Regions from separate parts of the Homo sapiens genome. Here region 1 is linked to region 2. Evidence: chromatin loops called from intact Hi-C (ENCODE). Cell type or tissue: ascending aorta. All regions are shown on one strand.

What was found. Peaks named below come from ENCODE experiments on the same cell type or tissue, not always from the same donor. Only the 100,000 strongest peaks of a DNase experiment are listed, where the experiment ranks them.
Region 1: it touches region 2 in a loop (4-fold over the local background); 2 of 110 quality-filtered maps call a loop at or near these places.

What each region holds. Positions count from the first base shown.
Region 1 is chr5:130,286,159-130,294,158 of GRCh38, reverse strand. No RefSeq gene overlaps it. Among named protein-coding and RNA genes, the nearest start is that of CHSY3-AS1, 380 kb to the right of the region's middle. In ascending aorta, no CTCF peak of the experiment used is centred here; a DNase peak (open chromatin) is centred at 4,888; H3K4me3 peaks cover 453 bases; H3K27ac peaks cover 1,415 bases.
Region 2 is chr5:129,896,225-129,904,224 of GRCh38, reverse strand. CHSY3-AS1 (CHSY3 antisense RNA 1) reads left to right here. Exons shown (of 3, transcript XR_002956248.2): 2 at 4,716-4,764. It also overlaps a transcript of CHSY3 not described here. Among named protein-coding and RNA genes, the nearest start is that of CHSY3, 4.2 kb to the left of the region's middle. In ascending aorta, a CTCF peak has its summit at 4,555 (motif pointing left); a DNase peak (open chromatin) is centred at 1,234; H3K4me3 peaks cover 639 bases; H3K27ac peaks cover 1,265 bases.

The sequences.
Region 1 (8,000 bases), 390 kb before region 2:
GCTGTATATAAATTATCTGCTATAGTAACAATTCTGTGTGGTAGGTGTTTTATTTCCATTTCTCATATGGAGAAATTGAGTTCCAAGAGGTCATAGAAGACTTTCTCTGACAGTCATGAATAAGCTAACTTCTGCTGAATAATGTACTCATTAAAGGTGTAATAGAAAACGAGGTTTCTGTGAATTGAAAGCCAATGTACTTAAATACTACTCTATATCAACTACCAAATAATAGTATCTAGCATAAAGCAATTGTTCAGCAATTGTCACCATCATTGCCATTATTAACATTCCCCCAGCTTTATTAAGATATAATTGACAAATACAAATTGTATGTATTTGCACTGTACAATGTGATATTTTGACATATGCATACAATGGGAAGTTATTAAATCAAACAAAATTACATAGCCATTACTTCACATACTTGTCTTTTTTAGTGGTAAGAAATTTAATGTCTACTCTCTTAGCAATTTTCAAGTATACAATACATTATATTAACAATAGTTATCATGCCATATAATAGATCTTCATAACTTATTCATCCTGTCTGAGACTGTACTTTTTGACCAATAGCGCTCATTCTCCACCTGTCCTATCCCCCAGCCTCTGACAGCCACCACTCTACTCTCTGCTTCTATGAGTTCAACTTTTTTAGATTTCACAAGCAAGTGAGATCATACAATATTTGTCTTTCTGTGTCTGGTTTTTCACTTAGCACAAAGTCCTCCAGTTTCATCCATGCTGCAAATGACAAGACTCACTTCTTTTTAAAGGCTTAATAGTAGTCCACTGTGTGTATGTGTGTGTGTGTGTCTGTGTGTATCTGTGTGTGTGTCACATTTTCTCTTTATACATATGTCTGTTGGGGGAAACTTAGGTTGATTCCTATCTTGGCTGTTGTAAATAATGTTTGCAATGAAAATGGGCGTGTAAATATCTCTTTGACATGCTGATTTCATTTTTATTTTATAAATCCCCAGTAGTGGGATTTCTGGATCATATGGTAGTTCTGTTTTTAGTTTTACCTTCCCACCAACAGTATGTGAGTGTTATCTTTTCTACACATCCTTGGCAATACTTATTATCTTCCATCTTTTTGATAACAGCCATCATAACAGGTGTGAGGTGATATCACTGTGTTTTTAATTTGCATTTTCCTTATACTTGGTGACGTTGAACTTTTTTTTTTCATACACCTGTTAGCCATTTGTGTGTCTTCTTTTGACAAATATCTGTTTTTGGTTCTTTGCCCACTTTTTAGATTGAGTAATTTTTTGTCTTGCTGTTGAGTTATTTGAGTTTGGTCTTGTCCATTTTGTGTGCTATCAAGGAACACCTGGGGCTGAGTAATTTATGAAAAAAAAGTTTATTTGGCTTACTATTCTGATGGCCAGAAAGTTCAAGATTGGACATCTGCATCTAGTGTGGATCTTAGGCCACTTGCACTTACAGTGGAAGGCACAGGGGAGTGTTTGGGCAGAGGTGCAGGAGAGAGAGAAAGGGAAAAGGTTCCAGGATCTTTCTAACAGCCAGATCTCTCAGGAGCAAAAGAATGAGAACTCACTCACCCCCATGGGAGGACATTAATCTGTTCATGAGGAATTCACCTCATGACCTAAACACCTCCCATTAGGCCCCACCTCCAACACTGGGAATTAAATGTCAACATGAGGTTTAGAGGACAAACATCAAAGCCATAGCAAGTCTCTTATATATTTTGGATATTAACCCCTTATCAGTGGTTAATATTTTTTCATTCTGTATGTTTTCTTCCATTCTGTAGGTTTTCTTTTCCCTCTATTGTTTTCTTTGCTGTGCAAAAGCTTTTTAAAGTTTGTTGCAATCCCATTTGTCTATTTTTGCTTTTGTCACTTATGCTTTTGGGATCATATTCAAAAAATCTTTGCTTAGACTAAATTTCAAAAAGTATTTTTTTCCTGTTTTTCTCCTAGTAGTTTTACATGTTCAGGTCTTATGTTTAAGTCTTTAATCCATTTTTAGTTGGTTTTTGTGTATGGTGTGAGATAAGGGTCTAATTTCATTCTTCTGCACATGGATTTCCAATTTTCCCAATCTCATTTATTGAAAAGACTGTTCTTTTCTCAGTTTGTGTTCTTGGCACCTTTGTTAAAGATCAATTGGCTGTAAATGCATGGATTTATTTATGGGCTGTCTTTCCTGTTCCATTCATCTATATATCTGTTTTTATGCCAGTATCTTGTTTTGAATACTATAGCCTTGTAATATATTTTGAGATCAGGTGGGGTAGTGTCTCCAAATTTGTTTTTTTGTTGTTGTTGTTCAAGTTTTTTTTTTTTTAATATCTGGGGTTTTCTGTGGTTTCATAGGAATTTCAATTTTTTTTCTATTTCTGTGATAGTAAAATGTTTAATAATCACAGACAAAATCATCAGGAACACTGAGTTATGGTAAGAGTCTATAAAGATATTTCATTGTATAATATCAAGGATATTCAAGTGACTTTTTGGAAAGAATTTTACAAAAGCCAATCACATTGGCAAATTAGAGTGCATTTCCCTTCTTAATTTCAGAAATCATTTATATGGATGTTGTAAATTAATAAACATATCCTAAACTTTAGCAGCATATCAGAATAAAACTCCCTAGAGTGTTCTTTCAAGAAAGAGCATTAAATTGCAGAATCATTAGTTAATTTTTTTTTTTTTTTTTTGGTGACTGAATCTTGCTCTGTCGCCCAGGCTGGAGTGCGGTGGCATGATCTCGGCTCACTGCAAGCTCCGCCTCCCGGGTTCAGGCCATTCTCCCGCCTCAGCCTCCCGAGTAGCTGGGACTACAGGCGCCCGCCACCATGCCCGGCTAATTTTTTGTATTTTTAGTAGAGATTGGGTTTCACTGTATTAGCCAGGATGGTCTCAATCTCCTGACCTCGTGATCCACCTGCCTGGGCCTCCCAAAGTGCTGGGATTACAGGCGTGAGCCACCATGCCCAGCCCATTAGTTAATTTTCTTTTTTTTTCTTCTTTTTTCTTTTTTTTTTTTTGTGATGGAGTCTTGCTCTGTCGCCCAGGCTGGAGTGCAGTGGCGTGATCTAGTCTCACTGCAAGCTCCGCCTCCCGGGTTCATGCATTCTCCTGCCTCAGCCTCTCGAGTAGCTGGGACTACAGGCGCCCCCCACCACGCCTGGCTAATTTTTTGTATTTTTAGTAGACACGGGGTTTCACCGTGTTAGCCAGGATGGTCTCCATCTCCTGAACTCGTGATCCACCCGCCTCGGCCTCCCAAAGTGCTGGGATTACAGGCGTGAGCCACCGCGCCTGGCCTAGTTAATTTTCACACATAACTTCATTGTGTGAGAAGCAGAGGAAAGTCATTTAATTTGTAAAAGTGATAAATTACTTCAAAATTGAATGAATCAGTATGCACACATTTCAGAAAGAATGCAGCTCAAATCTTCAATAGACTTAGATCCCTTTATAAAAACAAGGATATCCATTATCTTTAATTTAGTGAAACATCAAATATTTTCTGTTAAGTCATATTTATTCCTCAAGTAGCTTTGGAAAGCAATTGGCTATTAAAATAATATCCATTTCTTTGTATCCCGTTGATGGTAACTGTAGCAAAGGACTGATTTGTTTGACTTCTTAGACTATTTGGATAGCTAAACATAATGATCAGAAATTTTTGAAAACACATTGGGAAAATAAGTTTTCTCCTTAAACAAAGTAAATGACAGTACACTGTCTTTGGAACTATGCCAAGTTTTCTTACAATGTTTACTAAAGAGGGTTTCCTGAGTTTCCAGTTGGTTGTTCCAAACATAAACTTTATTTGTTCCTACCTAGAGGAGTTACTGATGCACCTGCGGCCATGTACCCAGTCATGCTGCCTGTTCTCCACACAGCTTGACTGGCAGCATAAAGACCCATGCAAGCAGATGTGACCAGCTGCATGCTGAGACTGAGATGTAGAGAGTAGGAAGGCAGATAAGGCATCAGCCATGTGCAAATTTTCCCTGTAGCACTTTGAAGTCTTTGAGTTTGCCATAGTTTTTAAAATTAGACTATATAGTCAATTAGAGATCATTATTACATGTTTTTTTTTTCATAGTGCTCTTGGTTGCTCCTCAGATAAAATGACCATCCATATGGCAATAGCCTCACCCAAGGCCAGATGGCTTATTGCAGGGATTGGGAACCAACAATCTTTTGCTTAAAGAGGCACTTAAATTTTTTCAAAATGACACAGCCCTAGGAAAAATCTTTTTATGGAATATCTCCAACTTCCCTGTTTGCAAGCACCTCCCTGTTCTCTATGAATAGCCTATTTCCTCAAGCCTCTTCCACACCCACTCAGTTTGCAGCCTCTGTTTAGACTTGCGTTGTGCTGACTATCAATAAATTCTTCCTAAGGTGTTTTTTACAGTGGGCTTATTAGGGTGATAACCTATACAGAAAATTCTTTGACTATTCCTTCCGCTGACAAAAACCTGTTGCTTGGGGGTAATGAAGCAGGCTTCTGTCACCTGTGCCAATGGATCAGCTCCACTCACTTGGCATTTTGTGAGATGACTCTGGTATCACTGCTACCTTCCTCTTGATCACAAAGAGAAAAAGAGAAATTCTCCTGTTTTCTACTCGTGGAAACAAAATAAATGAAGAATTTTATTTCTGCTGAGTTTTTACAAACCCACTAACTATCATAGTTTTGTGTAAGGAGGAAATCCGCCACCTACTTCGGCAATACCTTGCACTAACCCCCTGCATTCCTTAGAATGATAGTCACTGCTCTAAGCAATCACTCAGGCTAAATTTGGAAATTCATTCATTTGTGTAGCTTTTCTGGGGTTGTTTTAACAACTGTGATGCAGTAGTGCCAGTGATTTGGGGTTTCAACATAATTGCACTCTGGGGAATTACCTGGGGACCTGGACTATGTCAGATTTACCGGCTTGATCCAACTGGAATATGGAAAGCTTGTCTGAACTACAGTGCACACATACACACTCACACACACACACACAAATGCCTGTGCCAGAGCATGTGTCTGTGCATATGTAAGGTAATGGAGTTGGGTTATTATAACAACTAACACATTTGTTACTTTAAACTATCTTTTAAAATTTTTTTCTCGTCTAGGGTCTGCTGAAGAAAGCAGAACAGTTTAGCTCACATCCTGCTCTATAAATATTAAGTCTATAAATTAGAGAATTAATTCAGGCTAAAGAAAAGAATCAGATTCAGTAAGTGAATTGAAATTGTATATTTTATAATTTATAAAATTTAAAGTATTTTTATAATTTCATATAATCATCATAATAACTAATCTTTATTTAGTTTTATAATGTGCCAGGCACTATGCTAAGTGCCAGACATAAAATAACTCATCTGTTGACTTCAGTAACTTTGTGAGGTAGATCTTATTATTATCCTTATTTTAAAAATAAAGACATAAGCTCGGAGATGTTAAGTCCTTTGCCGCAAATACAGAGCAAAAAAGTGGCAGAGCTGGGATTGGAACACAGGTATTCTGGACCCCAAAGTTAAGGCTTATACAGGATCTAAACATTTTGCCTCTCTGGTGGTACTTTGCACTGTTTTCCCCCGTGAATCTCTGTGTCCCAGCCACCCTGGCCTTTATTCAGTTTCTCATGCTCTTCCTGTGCCTTCACACTTATCAGGTTCTCTCTATGTAATGTTCCTACTCTTGGATGTGCCCCATTATAATTGTTTATAATCATACACTTATTGTGATTATTTGATTAATTTCTTTTCCTTCACTAGGCAAGGTCAAGTACCATGTCTGCTTAGCTCACTATTATTTTAGAGGAGACACTATGAAGTGGTGTTCAAAAGCCTGGGTTCTGACTTCACGATGTTATGTTACCATATATGTTTTCTAACTTCTCTTTCACTCAATTTTCTTATCTATAAAATGGGGAAAGCGACAATATAGACTTCAGGGAGTTATTGAGGTGTAAATGAGTAAAAGAGCAATAAAGTATTTAAACTCTTTCCTAGTACCAGCAGGGCATAATAAGAATTAGCTATTATTATTTTTGTCTATTCCTGACACCTGCTATAGTGCTGGCTAGGTAGGAGGTACTCAACAAATATTTTTTGAATAAATGCATGCATGCATGCAAGAATTAATGAAAGACTAAATTTTTCTGGAGTTATCCCAATACCTATTCTGTTTGTATCACATCCAGCTTTGAGATTGCCTTCCAAAAACTAGCCAAGGATTAGTGCTACCTTGGTCCTGCATCAAAGAATGGACCTTGTCTCTTTGGATACTCTTGAAAAAATACCGAATTTGGAGTCCAGAATCCAGGGGCCTGGTCTCACAACTCATAAATGAAAGTTACCTCCAAATCAATTATCCAGCAGTGCATTTGTTCTCTAGCTCTCTGTTTGGTACTATAATCTTCAAAAAAAATTTTCTTTCAAGAAAGTGAGAATAAGAAAAACAATTAACCACATCTGGGCTCAGAATACCTCATGGGTATATTCAAAACTGCCTTACAGTTTTGAAACAATAGTAGTCCCTTCTTACAGCCACACTGTATATATGAAGCTTTCAGATCTATAATAACATACTGTTAGGTACTTACTATGTTTCAAGAACTTATCATACATAATCCTCAACCTTCAAAACAAGAATGCAGAGGAGATGTTTTTATTATTTCAATTTTATCAGGTAGAAAACTGAACTTCATAGAGATGAAGAAACTTGAGCAAATTCACACAGCCAGAGAAGAAAGGAGAGTGGTTTGAATACCACATTGCCTCATTTTATTCTTGTGCATTTTATTCCTTTTCAGTATTTTAAATTAGCACAAAATACCTCAAAAAGGAAAGATGACTGTTAAAAGGGTTACATTTTTAACATACTGAAGGCAATTAGTAAAGATGTTAAACAAAATTTTACCAGTAAGTGTGGTTTGCTTTCAAATGTCAAAGATAAAAATAATGCTAAAATATTTTTGGCATCTTTATTGGACATCATCGTTGGGAACAAGCTAACGCAATGGTTTTAGTCATGCTCCCTCAGGAACACAGCTAAGAATTAAGGACTAGATTAAATTTAGTGTGGAGCTACTGTATGCAGCTGTCTCTTATAAAGCAGATGTTATATCCTGTCATTGTCATCATTTTTGCAGAAAAGTACATTTTTATTGGCTCTAAAGTGTGAAAAAGTGAAATATTTCCTATACAGGAACCCTGGAAGCTGTCTGTCCAAGGAGAAGAGCCTATTCCCAAGCTGACTATATAGCAACACTAAAAGTATTTATTTATTCAAACTGAATCTTAAAGACCTATGATCAGTCTTTAGGTGGCCATATACACTCCAACAGGATTATAACCTGCCAGACAAGAATAAACTTCACCAGCAGGAGAAGAAGTAGGGAGAGATTCCAGGCAAGTGAGTTTTCCTTGTATTCCTCTAACTTGGAGTCAAATATGCATGGATGCTCAGAAATCCACTGACCAAGATGGCCTTAACATTCCCCTTAGCTTGACTAAACTTTAAACAGATTTATTCCTGACTATAAACCCCTGACCTCCATTTACTGAGAGCATCTAATTTAGGAAACTTGCAATTGTAGATTCTTTCTATTTCCCTTTTGAGATGTACATCTCCCAGCCTCTTGCCAGTTTTACACCCGAGGAATGTCTTTCTCTAGGACCTGGGAGCCACCCCTTTGAAAAAGGTGCCCCTTTTCCAAAAATAAGATAGTGCCCCTCTCTCTCAGTTTCGGTGGGAGGGTAGGAGTCAAACTTGGATAAGCGCAATTAGAAAACGCAGATGGCCTAATCACATGGACCAACCTCCCCCTCAACATCCTGTAGTACTTCTCCACTAGCTCACCCCAGTGCTTAAAAACTCTCCTGCATTTTTTCCCAGTAGAAGTTGAATTTGATCTCTCACTCCTATTACAATAGTCTTGACTTTCACTGTAATCGTTTTGAATAAAGTCTTCCTTGCCCGTTTAACTCTGGTACAATTTCTCT
Region 2 (8,000 bases):
GCCTCCGGCTTGCAGCGCCGACGCCCCCTCTTCCCTCCTCCCCCAGCTCTTGCTCTTCGTCCCATTTCCCGTCCCGTCCCGCCCCTCCGCTGGCCTCCCGACACTCGTGTCTGGGGGCTCTACTGGCCTCCTCCCGGCGCCTAGGCTCCGCTGACCTCATCGGCGGAGCTCGGGTCCGGGAGCCCCCAGCAAGTTCGTTGCTGTCCCACCGTGCTCTCCTCCCCCGGCCCACAGCCGGGTACGTCCTGGCGTGACCCTTACCACTCTGCCCCGCCCCAGGTCCGCCAGGGCGCCACTCTTCGCGTTTTCCGTCCTTTCCACGTTGTTCTTACCGCTGCCACTCCGCGCCTTCTCTCTCTAGTCGGTCACTTGTCAGGAAACCAAACGTCCCATCCCAGCACCTCTCCTCCCAGCCTAACTTCCCTCCTACCTGCATCGTCCACCAGCTCTCCTCAGTCCTTCACAGAAGCACCATTGTCGTTAGGGTCTCTCCTAAGAAAATCTCTGAGGGATTGGAAATACTTATCCTGAAAGGCTAAGGGAGTTGGTGGTGTGTGGGGGTTCAATCCCCAAAGAACGTAAAAATCCCATGTCCTCCACCTGTTGAGTTGGAAAATGTGGGGCTGCCTAATGGTCTCCCCCTCGGCTCTCCTGATGATATCTGTTCAAGAAATGAGAACTATGGTCTATTTTCAGTCTTGGTAGAAGATTGGCTCAGTGGGACTGGCAAATAGTGGAGAAATGGGCACACATTCACAGGGCCAATACCCTGAAGATCCAAACGAAAGAAATTCTTACCCCCACAAAATAAGTGAACTTAATCAAAAAATAAAATGGAGGATATGATTTTTATTCTTGCCTATGAACCGTTTTATTTTCTAAGGCAAAGACAGGAAAATTTTACCTCTCCAATGAGGGAGGAAAATTGTCCAGCAACAGAATCTCAAAAAAAGTTAAGCTGTATTGGCCAAAATCATTGTGCCTTAGTTACGTTAGGAAGAAATTACCTGAAGGTATATGATTTTTGAAGAAGGGAGCATTAACAAATTTCTCTCTAAAGGTTGTGCATAAAGCTATAGTCTGGGGTGCATTTGGCATCCCAAGTACTTCCTTCTCTTCAAATTTCAGTCTTCTGTTTTAGACATCAAACGCAAAGGGATGGTATTGAATGGCATTAGACATAATGGCTCGATCCAGCGAGGTGCTGGCAGCGTCCCTGGAACACTAGGCCTGCCTGGAGCCTTTGGAGGAATGGTTCTTTCCACACCGGTCCCTGGCTGTGCATGAGCACGTCTGACTAAATGTTTCATCTGCTGGACAATGAAGCTCCTTTTCCATGTCTAGGTTTTTCCCAGAGACACTTGGGAATACAGATTACTGGGCTCTCTCAAAGTTAAATTTTAGTTAGAATACAAAGCTAGTCAAACAGGCCCCTTCTGATTTTTAAATCGTCAAAGGCATTTTAAAATTTCTAGAATAGTACTATTCAATAGAACTTTCGCTATAATGGAAATTTTTTTTTATTTGTGCTGATAAGACAGTAGCCACATAAAATTATGGAGCATTGAAAGGTGACTAGTGTGATTGAAGAAATGAATTTTCATTTTATTTAATTTTAATTACTTTTTATTTAAATAGCCCCATGTGGCTAGGGGTTACCATGTAGGACAGCACATTTACAGAGGATTTCCTATTGCATATGGTCAACAGTAAAGGACAAATAAGTCCACCTACACACCAGTACCCTCTCCCCTGCAGTATTCAACTGGGCTTTATGGTAATGGATGCCATTCATATTGTTGATCTACAAAATCATTAATTCTCATTGGGCATAAATAACCCAATTCATCAACTGTTTGGAATATTTGGAGAGGAAGTTAATTTCATTCACTTATTCAACAAGTGTATATTAGAGATTAAACATTAGACAAGGTGGAAGGCTCTGGACATGGAGATGTCAACAAACTATTCAGTGCTTCCCATCATGAAGCTTATAGTGCATTGAAGAAGACACATTAAACATCACACTAGGAAATGAATTACAATGGTGATAAATGATATGAATAGAAATACAGAGTACTCTGAGAATATTTATAAGAGCATCTAATTTAGTATGGGAGTCAGGGAAGGCACTAGAAAAGATTCAGATAAAATGAAATCATTGAAGTGATATTACATATGAGACAAGTGACCTTGGGCAAGTTGTGAAAATTCTAAGTTTTTGATTTCTCATCTGTAAATTCATTTCTGTGAGGCTTTATTAATATACTATATGAAGTGCTTAACATAATGTTTAGTTCATTGTAAACACTTGGGAAATGTTCTCATTTTCTAATCCCTTCCCTTATGCTAAAACGTCTCTCTCATGGTATCTATCATCTTATTTTTATTACATTTCATCTTTTCATTTATTTAACAGATACTTATTTAGTATGTACTGTGAGGCAGACACTATCACTGAGAAAAAAAACGTAGACAAAACAAAGTCCTGACTTCATGGGACTTGTATTCTAAGAGGAGATTACACACACACACACACACACACACACACACACACACGCATGCATGTGTGTATATGAAGTATTTTTACATATAAAGAAATATCTGTAATATGTCGGTGTAAGTGTTTATTTAAAAAAAAGAGAAGGATAGTGAGTGTATTATGTGTTGGGTGAGGCCACTTAAAACTGATACGTCAGGAAAGTTCTTTCTGATACTTTTAGCAGAAAACAGAAAAAAGTGAGGAAACTAATCCTGAAGATATCTGAAATAATACTTTTCAAGGAGAAGGAGTAGCTAACACAAGTCTTTGACACAGACATGGCATATTGAGACGCAGCAGAGGCCAAAGTAGATTGGAAAAAGGAGGAAGCGGATGACTTGTTGATAATTTAGGTCAGTGCTGAATAGAATTATAATGTGAGCCACAACTGCAAGATATATAATTTAATTTTTTTCTAGAAGCCTCATTTAAAAACAGGTGAAATTGATTTTCATACTTTTTATTCAACTTAATATACCCAAAATATCGGGAGATATTTTACATCCTTTTTATTAGTACTAATTTTTCAAAACCATTGTGTGCTCATCACTTACAGCACACCTGAATTCAAACTAGCCACATTTCCAATGTTCAATAGACACAAGTGGCTAGGGACTACCATATTGGACAGTGCATATATAGATCCTTGCAGACATTCATAAAGACTTTGGCTTTTATTCCGAGTGACAATGAAGCTGTTGTGTAGAGTAGTGATCTGGTTTTTATTTATTGTTTACAAAGATCATTCTAGCTCCTATGGGGAGAAAATAAACTGCAGTGGGACAAGGGTAGAATTAGAGAAAACATTTAAATCTTTATTGAAGTGACCTCATCACTTGAGAATAGAAGGGAAAAAACAAGCCTCTTTTTTTTTTCTTCCTGCACAGTGTCTGCCCCTTTCCTTATTTGTAATAAGTAGAAGCTTTGGGAAAAGATTTTTATGTAAATTTAATTTTATATGTATTCAGATTCCTGTTATTTGTGGGTGTTATTTGTGGGCGTTTCCCAAAGTCAGTGAAGTAATTTTCTCATCTCACTTTAGTTCTGAAGATACATGACTTTTAGAGGAGGTAATTTTCTGGGAAATCTCTATCAAGAACTCACTTTTTTATTTTCAAAACATTAAGTAATAAGTTATAGGAATAATTTTTAAAAATGTCAATTGGATGTAAGGGTTGTTGAGGAGGAAATTTTCATGGAACTAACATTGAAGAAAAATAAACATAATTGCATACCAAAATATAATAAAAATCTATATACTGTGTTAGAGGAAAGAATACACAAATATAGGTAATTCTATAATAATAACTCTGGAAAAAATGTCTCATATAGTTGCTGTTCTTATCTAAGCAAGAATGTGCCAATAAGTATACTTGTGAACCATCTCATAAAATCTCTGTGAAGCACCTCTATAGTGGATTTTGAGAAAAAAGCAATAATAAAATCCTTCTAAAATTATAATAGTTTACAAAGAAAATTACAAAACTGATTTTCTGTCTTTCCTAAACCCTTTAACTATTTCAAATATGTCCATATTAGACTACAGTAACATATGAATTATTTGCCACCTTCTCTGAGCTGTAGCTACTGGAACATAAGGTATCATCTGGATTCACAGTGAAGACAGATTTCTTCTTGTAGAGATTGTGTTCCTGTGGCTTTGGAAAGACTTTAATGTCAACCACCCCAAGACAAAGTCTGCTATACTTAGCAGAGAGTCTTTGAGCAAACTGCTCTAATGGGACTACATTAGATATTAAAACTAATTGGAAAAGGTTACTAATAACTTTAAAATCACAGAAAAGGCGCAAGTGACTTTAAAGGGTGGAATCATTCTTTGATCATTTATGAAAGTAAAAGGTCAATATATACATGAATGTTCAGTTTATGCTTCTGTTACAAGGTATAATCAAGATTAGGCTTGTACTGACACTTTGAATCAGGATTTTACTAAGCTATTTTGAATGTTATCATTTTTTCTTGACAGATCAAGGCTGAGTTAATTTCATTTGTGTGAAGCAACTGTGGCATCTAGTGGTTAATAATCATAATGGTAATTCAGTTTGTTCCTAAGGGATAAATTGTGTTACAAAATATTTTTATATTGCCAAGGAGTATTATAATCAGAGGGACATAATAAGATAACAATTTGATTCTATTTTTATTTTCTCAGAAATCAGCATGAGAAGATGATCAAAATTCATATATTGAAACATGAAAAGGTAAATTATTTATGGCATATCATAAAACTATGTAAGTTTCAGAGCCTGGTATTAATCTGCATTTAATCACCATGAAAATATTCCAGTAAATTTTTTTACACTGAGCAGATTTGATGCTACCAAAGGTTTATTAATCAAGAATTACTTTTTAGGTATGATAATGCTATTGTAGCCTTGTTTTTTTATACAAAGAGTCCTTATTTTCTGAAATACATACTGAAATGTTTATAGATAAAATGGTATGATATCTGGGATTTAAATATATGGGATGGAGGGAGGTGCTAAATGGATGTAGATGTGAATAGGGTCTGATTGGCCAGGTATTGATTACTATTAGGGTAGGTAATTATCTTCAGATAAATTTGGATCTCTATAATAAAAAGATTTTTAAAAAATACTTCATTTGTTTAAGGTCAGAACATACTCTTCATTTATTTTCTGTAGATTTACCTAACCAAGATATGGTCCACTTGTTTAAACAATCAGTGAGAAGATCAATTGAGGAGGAAAGAATGAAACTCCTCCTGTCACTTAGGAAAGGGTCAAAAAGCAATCAATTGAAATAAAAACATCCACTTCTTCCAGCCCTTCTTGGCCCCATGACAGTCTGAGACATAAGCAAAATACTCGGTCAAGCTTTTACAAAGAAAAAGGGACTATTTACACATGAGAATTTTTTCGTAAGTAGTAATAGTCTCTGATTAGGTAATGGGCTGCAAAATCTCAAGTTCCTAATCACTAAACTGAATTTATGCTAAAAAAAAAAGATTTTTATTTTTAATTGCCTCCGTTCACTACTTTCCTAAAATATGAATAATCTCCAATTCAATATTTCCTATCTCGGAAAACTTAAAATAAAATGCATGTGCCACCTTCTTTCTGTTGCTTTAATTGTCAACCCTGTTAATTATTGGTTTCCTTTCCTGTCCCATAGATCTGTGCTGTTCAGTAGAGATATAATATTATCCACATATGTAATTTAAAATTTTTTAGTAGCCACATTTTACAAAGCAAGGACATGTGAAATTAATCTTACTAATATACTTTATTTTATTTTCCTTAATGTATCCAGTTCCAGTAGAGAGTAGAGTTGTGGGTATTCGAGGCTGGGAAGCATAAGGGGGAGGAGGAGGAGAACTTGCATAAAGGATTCAAAATTACAGCTAGATAGGAGGAATGAGTTTGGGTGTTCTGAAGCATCACAGGGTGAATATGGTTCATTATCATTTTTGTATATTTCCAAAAAGCTAGAAGAGAAGATTTTTGAATGTTCACAGCACAAAGAAAGGTAAAATGTTTCAGGTGATAGGTATCATATGCTAATTACCCTGATTTGATCATTATATATTATGTACATGTATTAAAATATCACTCTGTATCCCATAAATATATACAATTATTACATGTCAACTAAAACTAAACGGATGGGGGAAGCTAAAACATTTTTTAAATTAAAAAAATACCATTTCTGACTATTAAGCCTAAAAACATTTTAAATGACAGAGACAATTGGATTTCAGGATGTTTACAGGATTCATTGTGCTGCATTCCGAGATATCAACATATGAATACATTGCATATTTATACACATAAATATGTATGTATGTATGTGTTTACATACAGAAACACTATATATATGTGTGTGTGTGTATGTACATATAGAAACACACATATATACATTTCTTTATAACCACATATCATGACAAGTTAAACATAAGAGGAGAGATTAGGGGTCTTTCCTTTTCCGTAATGATTACTCTTATTTAAATTTTAGGATACCTTACTAGGATGTAGGAGAAGTTAGATACCATATCTCTCAACCCCGTGTCAAGGGGATATGGCTTAGGCTTAGCAAGTTGGGTATTCTATCTAAGATTTTGTATCTTGAGTGAATGAGACAGGAATAATTTATAATTCATCTTAAGGTGCTGCATACAGCAGTGGATTTTTATTTAAGTCTGTAGTGAACTAATAATGACACAAATATTTCAATAGTTATTTAAAGTAAGGATTTATGACTTTCAACAGAATATTGGCACCGGGAGAGCAGATTATTTTTCTGCAAGTCTTCAAAATTCTTGGGGGTGTTTGAAAATATAATTATTTTCTTTATGATGTTCTTTGAAATCAACAAGAACAAAGACACAACATACCAGAATCTCTGGGACACATTCAAAGCAGTGTGTAGAGGGAAATTTATAGCACTAAATGCCCACAAGAGAAAGCAGGAAAGATCCAAAATTGACACCCTAACATCACAATTAAAAGAACTAGAAAAGCAAGAGCAAACACATTCAAAAGCTAGCAGAAGGCAAGAAATAACTAAAATCAGAGCAGAACTGAAGGAAATAGAGACACAAAAAACCCTTCAAAAAATTAATGAATCCAGGAGCTGGTTTTTTGAAAGGATCAACAAAATTGATAGACCGCTAGCAAGACTAATAAAGAAGTAAAGAGAGAAGAATCAAATAGACGCAATAAAAAATGATAAAGGGGATATCACCACCGATCTCACAGAAATACAAACTACCATCAGAGAAGACTACAAACACCTCTACGCAAATAAACTAGAAAATCTAGAAGAAATGGATAAATTCCTCGACACATACACCCTCCCAAGACTAAACCAGGAAGAAGTTGACTCTCTGAATAGACCAATAACAGGTTCTGAAATTGTGGCAATAATCAATAGCTTACCAACCAAAAAGAGTCCAGGACCACATGGATTCACAGCCGAATTCTACGAGAGGTACAAGGAGGAACTGGTACCATTCCTTCTGAAACTATTCCAATCAATAGAAAAAGAGGGATTCTTCTCTAACTCATTTTATGAGGCCAGCATCATCCTGATACCAAAGCCTGGCAGAGACACAACCAAAAAAGACAATTTTAGACCAATATCCTTGATGAACAGTGATGCAAAAATCCTCAATAAAATACTGGCAAACCGAATCCAGCAGCACATCAAAAAGCTTATCCACCATGATCAAGTGGACTTCATCCCTGGGATGCAAGGCTGGTTCAATATATGCAAATCAATAAATGTAATCCAGCATGTAAACAGAACCAAAGACAAAAACCACATGATTATCTCAATAGATGCAGAAAAGGCCTTTGACAAAATTCAACAACCTTCATGCTAAAAACTCTCAATAAATTAGGTATTCATGGGACGTATCTCAAAATAATAAGAGCTATCTATGACAAACCCACAGCCAGTATCATACTGAATGGGC